Linked DNA regions of Mus musculus: all the other regions are linked to region 3. A link is a loop called in an ENCODE intact Hi-C map of the cell type or tissue named here. Cell type or tissue: left cerebral cortex. All regions are shown on one strand.

Region 1 (5,000 bases), 1.3 Mb before region 3:
TCGGCCATCATCCACAACAAAGACTTTGCAAATGCAGAATGTCAGCCCAAGGAAAATGAAGAGGGTGCGTGTGGAAAGACACTACACACCACCCAACATTTCTCTACTGTAAAACTGCTCTTAGAAAAACCCAAGTCATGCCAGGCCTGGTGGTGTGGCACTGGCCTGTGACCCCAGTGAGTTGGAAGACTGAGGCAGAAGGATTGCAAGTTATTTGGGCCACAGAGCAAATTCATAGCCAGCTTGGGCAATTTAATGAGTACATAAACAGTAGTAAGACTGGGATGCGGCTCAGTGTTAGAGCTTTGGCCTAGCATGCAAGTTGAAACTCCAGTAGTCAAAGTACTACAGCAACAGAAATCCAATCAAGTCTCGGAGAAGAGGCTAAGAGGCCAGCAGCTCGCCTCTGTATCTCTGCTCCCTTCCCGGAGGCTCTTGTCTGCCTTTCCACAGTCAATTATGTCATCCAATGAAACCTTCCTCGCTACCCAGGCCCCGAGTTCTCCTTGACCCATGCCCTCCCTCCTTGGTCATACTCTTTCCTGGTTTGAGGCTTCATCTGTGAGTGAACTTCCTTAGTTCACTGTTTCATTTGATCTAGTGATAAACCCAGGTCACAGCTCAGCAAGACTAACTATGTAGGCTTCTTCCCAGGCATACAGGGCTCTTCACAATGTGACCCAGTGCCCTCGCTCACTGACTGCTGGGGCCTGCCCTTTCCTGGAGTGCATAACCAGGCTCACTCACCCCAGTGGCTCTCAGAGAAGGCCCCGACGACTTCCTGTGCTACACTCTGGCACTCAGCATGGCATAGTCAGTCCTGGTGACAGACAGTGGCAGCTTGGCAGCTTCTTACAGAACACCGAACAGGTAACAGAGAGCCTGGGACAGAAGTAAGGCTGTATCCCCAGCCCTACGACATGCCTCTTCCAGTCAGCCATGCTTCCTGACTGGAAAGGTTCCACAGCCTCTCCAAAGAGCACCACCAGCTGGAAACCAAGAGTTCAAACACATAGGCCACAGGCTTGTGAAGGCATTCTGTGTACTCACCTGGTAGTCATCTCAGGGTGTCAGCTTGAGCCCCGTCCCCACCCCCAGTACCTGGATGAAAAGAGAAGACAGAATCTCCAGTCATTGCCATTCAGCGTCTGAGCCTATAGGGTGGCCACAACAACCCTATCCAGAAGGGCCACTTGTGTACTACTGCTGGGGACTTCAAAAGTCACGATAAACACCTCTAAAGGTTAGCATGATTTCCACCCTTCCTGCCTCAACACTAGAGTCTCCACAACTGGAGCCTTCACCCTTTATTATCCTCATCTCCCCTTCTAAGGTGGTCATGAGGCTCCTCTGTACCTGTACAATAGCCACGTCCTGTTCTAAGGTGGGTTTGAATACTCAACTTAAGCACTTGCTTTAGGTCTGGGGAGATAGGTCATGGCTCAGTCAATAAAGTTTCTGCCACATGAGCATGAAGATCCTGCACTCACATAAGAAAAGGTAGCTACAGTGATGTGCACCTGGGATCCCAGTGAGGAGGTGGGCATAGGAGCGCCCCTGGGGCTTGATGGCCAGCCAGCCAAGCTGAGCTCCAGGATCAGTGAGAGAATGTCTAAAAAATAAGGTGAACAATGAAGAAAGACACCTGAGATATTGACTTCTGATCTCCAAAGGCTCTGTTGTGCACATACCGCCCCCCCCCATTCCTATCCCCCTGCCCGTCCCCATCCTTCCTTTCTGGTGATCCATTGATAGGACTTTTCAAAACAATACTAACATTTATGTGTAGCCTTTATTTAAAAAGGCTTTATTCTACAAATCATAAACTCTGAGAATAAGGAATTAATCATGCGTTGGAAAAGTCAGGATGGACTCGGGGTGGGTGGAGTCCAAGCCCAAATCTTAAAGCTGTGAACTCTATGACAAGGCCTTGACAGGTGTGACAAGGTCTAAGACTTATTATTAGAGCGGCAGCAATTGCAGGACTCTGATTTATACAGGCTGCACCCACCAGTGCCTTTGAAAATGGAGGGTGGTGCCCTGGGCCTAGGGTGCAAGCTAGGAAAGGCTGGGGAAAAAAAAAAAGCAAAGGCAAACATTTTTTCCTGAGGCCTCCAGGGGGCGCTCTCTTGTAGACAGTTGGCTCCTAGGAACTGCGACCTCTGCAAAGGGGATGGCGTTGGCAGTAAAATAACAAATTTGTGATGGTTCAAGCCCTTCCATCTCTAGTTCTCCAAACTGTGCCACGAAGAGACCAATACCTGTGTCTATTTGCGAGAATTCGTTGGTATACACTCCCAGTCTCTGGGTCTGGTTTTTTTGGTCCATGCCCAACACCACTGGCTGTTCAAGGGTTTTTAGTGGGGCTCTGTGAATACAGCGGGGTGTTCAGGGCATCTTGGACCCATAGTGAGCAGAAGTCAGGCTTGTGGCGACCCTCAGAAGTATCTTTAGCTTCTGCTCCATGTTTCCCAGAGGTACCTACTGCCATGTAAATGCTGTAGTCCAGAACAAAACATTAATAACTCTGAATTAATAAACAGTTCTTTCTGTGTTACTTAACTGTGGAACACATGCCCAGAGAAGCACCCAGAAACACTGTCTCCCTATAGGAGGTGAGAGTGGGTGCTTTTCTTAAGGGAGGACTGGTTTCAGGAGTGGGCTCCCTGGCTGCCTCAGGGCTGCGGGTGATGGAGGGTGAAGTCTCCCCCCACCCCGCCTCCCCCTCGCCCCTCCAGCCAGGGTCCCTTCCTCCCATATTAAATGGAAACATGTGTCAGAGGCAGAACGCACATAGGGGCTGCTGAAACCCGAGCCCTTTGAGTAAGGCTCAGCAAGGCAGGTCTGGGGGTGAGAGCTCTTGTGAGCCTTTGAAAGTTCCCAGGCAGAGGCTGCAGAAAGGGTTCAGGGTGGTTGATTAGCTGGAAGGAAAACAGAGGTGAGGAGAGACAGCTTTGGTAAACAATGCATCTCCCCCTGGCCCCCTTACCCTCAAATCCTGGACTAATTTTCAGGAAACCTACCTCCCTAATTACCTAATTGTTGCTAAGTGACATTTGGAGAGCTCAAAGAAGCCAGGCCAGGGGTGCAGGGGGCCCCCACCCCCAAGGGAGGCCCCAGGGCGGTGGGAGGAAAAACTATAGCTCAGCTCAGGCGCCAGCTCCTGGCCCTGCAAAGCTTTCCCACTCGATGGGGGTCAGCTGGGTCTCTCGGGAATTCAGAGGGGAGCAGATGCCAAGCGCTGGAAACCAGGAGATGAGAAAACTGCAGGCTGGGAGCGATTGCCTTGGAAACCGGGACTGGAAGGTTCTGGAACATTCGAATCCTTTCAGCGCAGCATCTCTAGATGGCACTAGAGCGCTTTCACAAGCTGCCTGCTGCAGACACTTTAATGGAAAAGGCTAGATTCTTTATTTTTTACTGCGCAACAAACTGCCCTTTTTTTTTTTTTCAATGTTCTGGGCTTGTTTTTCACAGTGATGAAAAAAAATAAAAGACCGGATGAGGCCTATTACCTTGCCTGAGTGGAGATCACAGTTCTCTCTCTGCTTAGACATGGGGGGAAGAGGGGGGCGCTCTGTTTACCCTTCCGAGACAGAAAAAGCCCCCAGAAAAACAAAAAACCCAGATTTTTTTTATCTGCCTCTCCAGCCATGAGCCCTGCTTTACAAATGAAGTGCTGTAGCCCCCTTACATGGGATTCATGGATGAAGAACTCCAAGTTGGGGTTGGGGGGCAGGTGTCACACCACAGCATCTAGCCACCGAGGCCATTTTGTTCTCCTTCCAGGCTGATAATAAACCAGTACAACAGGCCAGCTGTTGGGAAGGCTTCCTGCAGGATAGTCAACAGACAATGTTCACATCAGAGAGGCTCTCTCCTGACAGAAGCCCAGTGTGACCTTGGTAGTCTTTGACTCTGCATTTGAGCAACAGGCTGAGGTACTGCGGAGGTGCCCTCCTGAGTTCTGGGGTTTCTCCTGTGCATCTTGAAGGTGACCCTTGACATGGCAGCAACAGATGAGGCAGCATCTGGAGTCAGTCTGCCAAGTCTCATCGGGAGAGGAACAAAGAAGAAACTGGCTCCATCAGAACGTCTAGGAGCTGACGATGTTGGGTTATTAAATGTTAAATAAATATATATATATATGGAAATTCAGATGTTGATCTTTTGTGCCCCACAAAGGTGACGTTTGTCAGGCTAAAAGCCTTTCATGAGTTTGCCACAAATTCCCTTGACATCAATGCCAAAGGGGGGGGGGTGTTGTCCCCTGGCCGTGGATTTTAAATGTTTGCTCAAACCATTTGCTTCAGAGAACCAAGAAAATCCAGCCTGAACTGGTTAGCTGCACGGAAAGACTTTCTTCCTCTGAGGGTCTGAGTCGGCCACTCCAGGGCTGCCTCTGGTCCTGTAGATAGCCCATGGTTGCTAAGATGAGCACACTCCAGACAGGACCCAGCAGCCCTCTGTGTCAGAGTTCAACCGGGCCTGTTTCTCTTCAGATGTGTTTCTGAGCACGTCACCATACCTCTCCCCAGTCTGTAAAATGGGCTGATGATGTTCACTGTTGCCTCAAAGACCCTTAACCTCTCTCTGCTAAGGGTGACAATTAAAAATGTCTCTGTCACCGTAGCCTGCCTGACTTACCGGAAAGTGACTCCTGGAGTACTGTGAAGGGTCCGAGTACTGGGAAGTGTTTCTGAGGAGCTAGCTTTAATGAGATGCCCTTAGGGTATGTGGGAGGGGGGGGGTAGCTCAGCTGGTAGTGTGCACTCCAAAGAGCAGGGGAATTAAACTGGATTCCCAGTGATGGTGGAATAGCCAGACACAGTGATAAATTCTTGTAATTCCAGTGCTGGGTGGTGGAGACAGGAGGATTGCTGGGGCTCACTGATGAGCTAGCCTAGGCTCACTGATGAGCTAGCCTAGGGTGAGGGTTAGGGTCAGTCCCAGTACCCGAGGGGCAGAAATCAGCAGACTGTTGTGAGTTTGATGCTACT
Region 2 (5,000 bases), 150 kb before region 3:
CTATCCTGGAACTCAACTCTGTAGACCAGGCTGGCCTCGAACTCTGAAATCCACCTGCCTCTGCCTACCATGTGCTGGGATTAAAGGCATGCACCACCACCGCCCGGCTCTACTTGACCTTTCTGAACATCGCAGCTGACATGCCCCAGACTCACGTCATCCTACAGGTGCACAGTGCCCATTTGATAACAATACAATATTCAAATATGTGCTGAGACAGTAACACCAGCCCTGGGGAAGCAAAATCAGGAGGGTTGTCTCAAGACTGAGGTCAGCCTGAACTGACCTCAGCACACGAGAACCCACATATCTCTAAAAGAGAACACCAGCGTGTGACAGATCAGGAAACAAAAGCACTGTTGCGCAAGACGGGAGATCTGAGTTCCACCCCCAAGGGTGGAAGGACAGAAATGATTCCTACAAGTTGTCTTCTGGGTACCACACACTCACTGTGGCACACATACTGCCATTCGCAACACATAAACGCAAAATAAATAAAGACACCAGCCAAAGAGTTTATGCACATGAGCACCCCACCACAGAGATGGACGCCTTGCACTCGTGACAGGGTGCAAACACACAAAATACACAGAGCTACAGTTATAACCAGGCGGCGATTCACTGCTGTGCAGTCAGGCACGGGATCACGCACCACTGTAACCTGAAAAAGACTCAGCATTCGAAATTCCAAATAGTCACTACCAAACGGACACCACTTCCTTGTCGCTAACAAGTGGGATCCCGATAAGTGGGGGAACCTCTGGTGACGAGGGTCCACATTTAAGTCGATGCTTCTATTGAAATTTTTTTGTGTATGTGTCTGTGTGTTTGTTCACAAGTGTGCCAGGCTGCACCTGTTGGGGTCAGCGGACAATGTGCACAAGTCGGTTCTCTCCTTTGACCATGTGGGACTCAGGGATTGAACTAAAGTCCTCAGCCTTGACAGCAAGCTCTTTATCCGGTGAACCATCTCCACAGCCCTGTGTTAGGCTGCCTAAGGTTTTTGTTTTCAGGTTGACTGGACGGCCTCTGCTTCCTTGTAAGAGTCACACTGCACACTCTGAACCTGGAAGGCAAGGTGAACAGCCACAGATCTGAAGCATTTCCCAAGAGTCTGTGGGTACAGTGGCTAAGTATCTGAACGTCTGAAATCAGAACTCAAATGCGACAACTAGATAAGAGCTGTGATCCTACGTTACTTCCCAGCGGTGGAGAAACGGGTGACTCTCGGCCACCCAAAATCGTGTGTGCCAGCTGTGGGCTACACGTGGGCAATACACAGAGGATCATATCAGCCAACCTCAAGTACACCTTCATAGAGTCCAGTTTCTTCCTCTTCCTCCTAGTGCTTACCACTGTATTCTGCCATCTTGCTTACTGGTTGTTGAACTTTATAGGCCTCCTGTGCCCAATCTCATGACTCAAACATGCAACGAAGCAAGGAACAGGCTGGGCATGGACCCTGTTGCCTCGTGGCCCTTAAAATTAGTGAATGGAAACATTCATGTGTACATACACACACACTTGTGTGTGTGTATGTACATATATGTACGCACATGTATGTATACACACTATCTATAACATGCGTATACCATGCATATATATTTGTCTACGTGCACCTTTTTAATCACCTGGGCATGCACCTTTACACACAGATGTATACAGAAAGTGTACTACACAGAAAGTGTGCACGGGCTTCGTGGGCTGTAACCCCGGCAGCTCGCTGCCTCGGGGGAGCTGATGGAAGGGTACTCAGGCAAACCGTTTCCATGCACTGACTCCACATGCATGCATTAGACGCCTGGTGCATGCGGGCCTCAAGCGGACAGTGTCCTGCCCTCAGGGCGCGTCCCTTCCGGCACCGGCCGCTGAGTGACAGCTCCCGGGCCGGCCGGCCGCTTACCTCGGAACTTGAGCTCGTGTTGTGGCTCGAGGCTCAGGACCTGTTCCACCTTCGCCATGGTCCTCCCCGTCGGGGGCGACGGCGCGGGCGGGGGGCGGCGGCCTGGGTGGCGGGGCGCAGGGGCGGAGGGCGAGGCCGCGGTGCCGGGCGAGCTCACGGCACGCACGACGTACCCACGCACGCCCCGACGCACGCACGTACGCACGTACGTAGCAGATGCCGGGCTCCGGCAGTGGCCAGCGGCTCCAGCGACAAAAGGGAGACTGCGCATGCGCAGGGTGTTCAGGGCCACTGCGCAGGCACAGACCGGGCGGTAGAGGGCGGAGCTTCCGAGACAGGGGGCGTGGCCTCTCGAGGCTTGGGAGGAGGGGCGGTCTCCAGTGAGACTGTTCAGTAAGCGCCTGCGGGGAGAACTGTTGTTAAGTGCTTTACTTAATAATAATAATTAACAAGAATAAACTTCCACTTTCTTCCCGCACGTGTGGTGCCAGGCTCTACTGAGCCTGAATATAATAAAGTACTTATTATTCTTACAAACACAATGTTTACGGGTTAGTGATATGTGCCAGGCCTTGTGACAGTTCATAAATAACAATTATAAATATAATAAACTGGCAATTATTGTTTGCTTATTTCGTGCCACTCCGCTGAATGCTTTCAGTAACTGTCATAAATAAAAGCTATTCTGCATTCAGTGTTTACCAAACCGCAAAGCGCTGCACTGAACCATTTGCTGATAGCATTACTTGTTTATGCAAGAAATATTTAGAAATACAATAACCAGAAAACGACCTGCTTCACACCGTGCTAGGACCTCACTGAGAGAATAAATTAGTTACACACATAAATCACATGACTAAAAGTAACTGAGAGCCTAGCTCTGTCTGATACCCAAAATAAGCCCTGTATGTTCCCATTGGCACGTGACTAGTATTTCATTGTGTAACGTATACTATGTAAAATAGACCTTCATAGCCTCCTCATCAAACATTCGTGTGAAGAGTACACATGACTCTATATGGCAGGAATATCCATGTTGTTCATGTACTTCCCATGTTCTATACACCTGAAGTTATTTTCATAATAAAAGTTTCCAAGGGGTAGTCTTTGTCTTTTAGCTTGTGCATCTAATCCATTTATACTTATTGTATTTGTTGGTGTACCTGGGTTTATTTCTGCTGCTTTACGTTGGTTTTCCCATTAGATGTACTGTTTCTTTTGGCCTCTCATTTCTTGCTCTTCAGGATTGTTTTCCTCTCCATCTGTTCTTTCCTTGTGTTCTGCTACTACTGCTTCATGTGTACTGAATCTATGAAAGTCTAGCTTTTATGACATTTTGTTCTGCTTTCTTGAGATTTTAGGGCTTCAGTTCATCATAGTCACCCACTGCTCCATTATACGCCTTGTGCTTTTAAAGGAAACTCAGGTTTCCCTCAGTCTAGTTTTGTTTTGTTTTGTTTTGTTTTTGGTTTTGGTTTTTTGGTTTTTTGAGACAGGGTTTCTCTGTGTAGCCCTGACTGTCCTGGAACTCACTCTGTAGACCAGGCTGGCTTCGAACTCAGAAATCTGCCTGCCTCTGCCTCCCGAGTGCTGGGATTAAAGGCGTGCGCCCACTCTGCTCTGTGTTTTGCCACACTGTCTCTGCGTTTGTTGTACTTTGAACTCTTTGGGCTTTCTAAATTTGCTGATTGAGAATCTTTCATCAAGCTCAAAGCTTTTCAGTCAATATTTTTCTTACTTTTATTCTTTCCGTTGTTGCTTGTTTGCTTTGTTTTTGAGACAGGATCTCTTATATTCCAATCTGACCTTGAGGTCACTCTGTAGCCGAGGATAGCCTTCATTCTCCTGCCTCCACCTCTCCAATGAGGAATTTCAGGTGTTAGCTTTCATACCCAGTGCATGCAGGGCTGAAGTTGGTCCAAGGCTGCATGATAACCAAGCACTACCAGCTGAGCTGTCAACTTAGTCTCTAATTCTATTTTGTCTTTGAAGTAGGGGCTCACTATGTAGCACTGGCTAGCTGGAACTCACGATATAGAGACCAGGGTGGCCTCAAGTCACTCTGTTGTTGTTGTTGTAAATTACACCTAACAATGGCCATTTTCAAGACTGTGGCCCAGTAACACCATTTTCCTGTTGCCTGCAACCAACTCACTCACCCATCCCAAAGGTTCACCTTGCAAAGCCCAAACTCCACATCTCTTAAATGATAATTTGCATTTCTCTCCAGAGCCCATCCTTGGCGTTCATCATTCTGTTTTCTGTCTCCGGATTTGAGTGCTCTAGGCACCTGACAGAAGACGGGTCACTTAGCACTGAGATCGGACAGGGATGGGGTGGGGTGGAGGGGCAGCTAAGGGAATGTGTGAAGGAAAGGAACCCTCCCACCCACCCTGGGACATAATTTGCTGACTAAAAGTCAAAGTACCTCCAAACAACTGATGGTCAGTGAAGGCAATGGCCCCTTCCAGAGAGGACTAAAGGAGGTAATTATTCTGAACCTAACGGAAGTGACCATGGCAGGGCAATGTAGATGGAGCTCTTCCCAAATTCCATATTCCAATGAAGTAGCAACCCTATGGATTTTTAAAAATAATACTTTTCAAATACATATGTGAGGACATCAGGCAGGTGGGTTGCAGCAAACTGGGTAATTCTATACTGGCCATAGATACTGTCTGACGGCATTCTCAGCCCTTTGATTGGTAGAAGCCAGGGGTCTGTTCATATGTTCATAAGGCTTAACCAGTGGTCACAGAGATGTTAGGTCAGGTGCAGAAGAGAACAATAGATGGCTATCGGGAGGCATAAGATGGCCTTCGGTGATTGGCTCTGGATCTACAACCTTCCCACCTCTCCTCATTACTGCATGTCTGCCTAGTCAATCATTTTTGGGAGAAACAGCTTCTATGCAAGGACTCTGTTTCACAGGATGAGCCAAGCTAGCCAGAGAGCTAATGTGTGTTTCCCTGAACGCACCTCAGACAAGGATTAAAAAAAAAAAAAAAAAACCTAGCAACAGTGAGTCCTACCATAGGGGCACCCCTCTCACATCCCTTAATTGGAACAGTGCACCTCAGATGGCCCCTTAGGGCAT
Region 3 (5,000 bases):
GAACTCAGAGATCCGCCTGCCTCTGCCTCCCAAGTGCCAGGATTAAAGGCGCACTGCGCCACCACTACCCGGTCCTGTGGGACTTTTAAAGGTAGCAGAGGGTTGCAGACACTCAGGCCTTCCTGCAGGCTGCTGAGGCATGGAGCTTGGATGGGCTCTGGGGCCATGGACAGCAGCTCTGCTCCTTTCATCCTGTAGGGGAGATACAACCAGAACCTAGAAATGCACACTCGTGCCTCTGCTGCTGCTCAGAGCCTGTAGGCTATGCTTCTTAGGGAAGGGGTCTGGAGCCGGCGTGGTGGCTCACACCTTTAATCCCAGCACTCAGGAGGCAGAGGCAGGTGGATTTCTGAGTTAGAGGCCAGCCTGGTCTACAGAGTGAGTTCCAGGACAGCCAGGGCTATACAGAGAAAACCTGTCTCGAAAAAACAAAGAAACAAACAAAAAACAAAACAAAAAGGAAAGGGTCTGGATAGCAAAACCCAAGGTTCCCAGAGTGGCCTGGCTTACCTGAGTAGCCGCTTGGTAAAAGGCAGCTCTGTGCATGGGGAGACCTTTTCTGCAAGATGCTAGAGCCACTTCTGGTCCTGCCATTTCCACTTCCCCTTAAAGAAACAATGAGTCTAAAAACAAGGCCTTAGAAGTTCCCTAGACAGAGGAATGTGTCGAGTGGCTGTGACCCAGGGTTGCCTCTAGGGACTTTGGTGGTCGCTGACCCCGCTCAGATCCTGCCTTTCATTACAGATGAGGGGCCTCAGCCAGAGGGGCGGCAGACCTTATCCACTGAACACAAAGACACATCTCCTTGGGTGGGGAAGCACAATGGGTAGCGAGGGGTATGTGGGGTGGGTGGAGTTATGTGCTTCCCCACCAGAGAAAAGACAGATAGCGTTCAAGATAGGCTTGCATTTGGAATCAGCTAGCAACCATGTTAATGTACAACCACATGGAGTTATACGTACCTAGGGTTGTAGGTAGCAAGGTACGAGGAGACAGGCTTTTTGGCTAGTGAGAAACATATAGCTTGCAGAGAAATAAAGGGGGTGCTGGGGTCACCTTGAGCCTGACATGTCATTTATGGGATGTATTCTCAACATTTGCTTCATCAGGACAAGAGGAGAGTGCACCTCTGCCAGCTGCCGAGGTTGGTGGTGACTGACAGCAGCCCGAACTAGGGGTTTCCATATGGACTAGCAGAGTGAGTAAAAACCTGTCTGTGGCCGTGAGAAGCAAGTCGGGAAGCGAGCTTCCTCTTCTTATAATTGACTTCAGAACAGCAGTATAGTGCTCTTTTGGATAAAGAGATTATGTTTTTATTAAGGTATAAACAGAATTCCAAAGCTCTGAGTTATATATGTGCCCCCCCCCCCCCCCCATCTCTGGGGAGACATCCGTTTTCACATGAGGACAAGGCTGAGTCGCTCTGGCATCCAAGTACTCTGCTGTCCTATAAGGCAGTTTATTTGAACCAAATAAAAGATGAATCACCCACTCTTCAGTATTTCCATCTGAATTGGAGTGGGTTTGCAAAGCTTTCTTGAACTTTCAGCTTGCTGCCTTCTCTGTGTAACTCATGCACTTGGACATCCAAGAATATTGGGAAGTGTTGAGGTCTGAAAAGACCTCTCTCGGATGAGACAGCTATTAAATAAAATGTACTCCCCCCCCCCCTTCCCGCCATGCAGCTTTCTTGCGTGCACCACCACATCTGTGTGAAGTACTCTTCACTTCCTATCTGTTGTCAGCCCAAGGAATGTTCTAGGCTTTGCCAGTAATGAAAGAGAGTGTGCTTCAGTGCTTCTTTTCTAGGTGGGGGGATGTGGGGGGAATATATGTGTGTGGGGTGCTCGTTTGTGCTTTTGTGGAGGTACATTACTGTATCTTTAGTTTTTGTTTTCTTTTTCTCCCCACTTAGGTTACAGCTAGTCATCTCACAAATAATTGTCTTCCTGAAGAAATCCATCAGGCTTTTGCAGCTACGTAGGATATGATTTGGCCGGTGCCGGGGGCAAACTGGAAGATTTTCTCTTTGCTGTGAGCTTTAATCATTATCCTTAATTTGAGAGGTTGAAGTTTAGTCATTATGTCATGTTCGCAGCACACTCCTGCAAAAAGAACTGAGAAAAACAAGCCTGTGCCCGGCGCGGCGACCCTGCGCCCCCTGGCGGCGGGTGCTGGGCGAGCCCCCGGCGTCCCGGGCCCTATCTCCCATCGCTTGGCTTATTGCAGTGGCCGGTTGCGATAACGGCTGCGCCCGGCGCGATATTGGCCTCATTTTCCCCCCGCAGACGGCGGGAGCGATATGAAGCCGTTCGCCGCGGCCCGCTTCCTCCCCGCCCTTTTTCATTTCCTCTGCCCGCGTGCAAATCACACCACTCTCTCTCACCCGAGCCGAGCAGGGCCGCAGCAAGCGAGACAGAAAGAATGAGGGGGAAACACCTAGCGAAAAACCGAAGGGAAAAAAAAGAGCGAGGGAAAAGACCTAGCGAGAAAAAGAGAGGGGGTTAAAAGACCTGCCGAGAAAGGGCGAGAGGGAAAGACCTAGCGAAAACCCGAGGGGAAAAAAGAATGAGGGAAAAGACCTAGCGAGGAAAAGCGACGGGTAGATGTAGCGAAAAACCGAGGGGGGAAAAGAGCGAGGAAAAAGATCTAGCGAGGAACGGCGAGGAGGAAAGACCTAGGGAGAAAGAGCGAGGGGAAAAAAAAAACCTAACGAGGAGGAGCGAGAGGAAAAGACCTGCCGAGAAAGAGCGAGGAAAGAAAACCTAGCGAGCAGGAGCGAAGGAAAAAGACCTGCGGGAAAAGATCAAAGCGGGAAAAATTAGCGAGCAGGAGCGAGGGAAAAAGACCTGCCGAGAAAGATCGAGGGAGAAAAACAAAAAAAACAAAAAACAGCGAGCAGAAGCGAGGAGGAAAAACCTGCCGAGAAAGATCGAGAGGAAAAAAACAAAACAACACAAACCTAGCGAGCAGGAGCGAGGAGGAAAAACCTGCGGAGAAGGAGCGAGGGGAAAAGGGCGGCCGAGTCAGACGGCTAAGTGGGGAAAGCGCGCGAGGAAGTGGTGTGAAAAAAGGATAAAGATTGAGAAAGAGCGGGCGAAAAAGCTAGGGGAAAGCGGTCTAGAAAGAAGAACCACGGGGCAAGAGCGATGTTGAAAATGAAGGAAGGAGTGAGAAGAAAAAAAAAAAAAAACGGAGGAGAAAGAACAAGGGAGAAACGGCGAGAAAAAGAGCGCGGGCGCCGCCATCCGCCGCTCGGCTCCTCGCTCCGGCTCGCCAAGGCGACCGGGCAACTGCTGCAGCCCGTAGCTGCTTTTAAGTGGTCTGGTGTAGGGCAGACTTTGTGTGTGTTTAAACCATAACCGGACCTGGGAGCCTCAAACCCTGAACGCACGAACCCCTATTTTACAAAGCGCTTGGGTGCACAGTACACGGCGGCTTCGGCACGCCCGCTGCTCCCGCTACCGCTGCGCCCGCGCGCGGCCCACTTGGAAAGGAGCAAGAATCCATTAAATGTGGTAGGGGTCCCCCTGCTTGTTCTTATAGGCAACACAGCTGCTCCTGATCTTGGATCTGTAGACTTCAGCGACGTTAGCGGTTGCCTGAAACACGTTGCCCTGAAGTTGTGCACAAAGTTTTTCGAGTGCGCTGCATTTCATTCAATCTAGTAAGGAGCCGCTGGCCTTGCCCGTAGCACATTCTTGTAAATAGCTCTCTTTCTGTTTCCGTCTTAACTCCATTATTTTTTTTTCTGGGTTCTATTTGTCATTTTCTCTATAAGCCCAGCTTTTAATTTTTGCAGTTAGAAGCTATATTGTTTCATAAATTTTCAGGATAGCCTATTAATTTTATGCTTCCATAATGGGAACTGTGCAGAAATAATTTTGTATATGAAACTCTTTAAATAATAATGTAGGTTTTTTGTTTGTTTGTGCATGTGTATGTTTGTTGTTGAATTCTCCACAGCTTTGTAGAACAGTTCATGATGAGCAAAGCCTCGGGCAGAAGAGGCAATCCTGGTCTTTATGGACGTCTCCCAGCCCTAGAGAAAAACACAGTCTTACTTGAAAATAGTGATTTTTAAGATTTCTTGATGATAATGAAATTTTATAAAAATGCCATGCCCTCAAAGGTAACAGTGTACTCATTTTGAAGGGTGATGGTTTTAAAACTGGGCCCCTCATGCTGGATGTATTTGTCTAATGTTACTACCCTGATTTTTCCATTTCCCTTGGAGAGTGTTATGTGCATGTATATATTATTAAGACCTATTTAAAATCTTCTCTACGTGAGCTAGTGAGAACTGAAGGAGATGCTTTCTCTTGCTTGTCAATTGATTGTGAGGGTGGACATGAGGATGCCCTTGTGCTGTAGAGAGCGAGTGCTGCTTGTAATTACCTCAGCTGGCACTGCAGCCGGCATCTAGCCGGCAGGGCCTCACAGCCGGCCGCGGCCACGGCTCTCACATTACTCGCAGGTGGTGGTGATGCTGCAGAAGTTCTGCTGCCGCGGTGCCTGTGCTCTGGGGCTCATTTCCATCCAGGAGCGCATCTCTGGATTCTGGCACTGCCCTGAGTGGGCTGGAAGGCAGGTTTTTGCTTGCATCTGCCGGGTTAGCACAGCCCCGGGAGAATCTGCCTGTGGATTCGTTTCACTGGCAGAAGCTGGGGAAAGTTTACCGTGCCTGCTCACCGTGTAGGAGACTGAGCAGCTCTTTGAAGGGTATAGGATCTTGTTCCCAGTCACCCTGGGCACTTGTTCACACCCCAGACATGGTTGGTACTTACTGTGTGCTGTGTATCCTGAAGATGAAATCAGCGCAGAGCCAGCCAGCTCTCCCATCGGACCCAGCCCTCTCCTGTTACACTTCATCCAGGGTATACCTGAGTGAGAGGTCAGAGTGGAGAAACCCATTCTCATGCCCCAGGTTTCAAGCTTATGTCACCTTGTGTTCTCTATAGCCCCTTCTGACTAACTAGCACCTTGGAAATGCTTGTGCA

Evidence for each region. Hi-C counts contacts between places; a loop is a spot of excess contacts. Peaks named below come from ENCODE experiments on the same cell type or tissue, not always from the same donor. Only the 100,000 strongest peaks of a DNase experiment are listed, where the experiment ranks them.
Region 1: a loop joins it to region 3, with 3 times the contacts of the local background. A loop is called at or near these places in 3 of 42 quality-filtered maps.
Region 2: it touches region 3 in a loop (2.4-fold over the local background); 3 of 42 quality-filtered maps call a loop at or near these places.

The regions. Positions count from the first base shown.
Region 1 is chr2:174,856,946-174,861,945 of GRCm38, reverse strand. It overlaps Gm14616 (predicted gene 14616), which reads right to left. Exons shown (of 4, transcript NR_166457.1): 2 at 1,051-1,101. Among named protein-coding and RNA genes, the nearest start is that of Gm14616, 3.5 kb to the right of the region's middle. RefSeq lists an enhancer at 1,366-5,000. In left cerebral cortex, CTCF peaks have their summits at 2,117 (motif pointing right) and 3,343; DNase peaks (open chromatin) are centred at 2,164, 2,395, 3,314 and 3,762; H3K27ac peaks cover 1,135 bases.
Region 2 is chr2:173,734,654-173,739,653 of GRCm38, reverse strand. It overlaps Vapb (vesicle-associated membrane protein, associated protein B and C), which reads right to left and starts at 2,083. Exons shown (of 6, transcript NM_019806.5): 1 at 1,904-2,083. The coding sequence starts at 1,961. In left cerebral cortex, a CTCF peak has its summit at 2,221 (motif pointing right); a DNase peak (open chromatin) is centred at 2,176; H3K4me3 peaks cover 1,474 bases; H3K27ac peaks cover 619 bases.
Region 3 is chr2:173,584,031-173,589,030 of GRCm38, reverse strand. It overlaps the pseudogene Ppp4r1l-ps. Among named protein-coding and RNA genes, the nearest start is that of Ankrd60, 8.3 kb to the right of the region's middle. In left cerebral cortex, a CTCF peak has its summit at 2,169 (motif pointing left); DNase peaks (open chromatin) are centred at 2,164 and 3,381; H3K4me3 peaks cover 917 bases.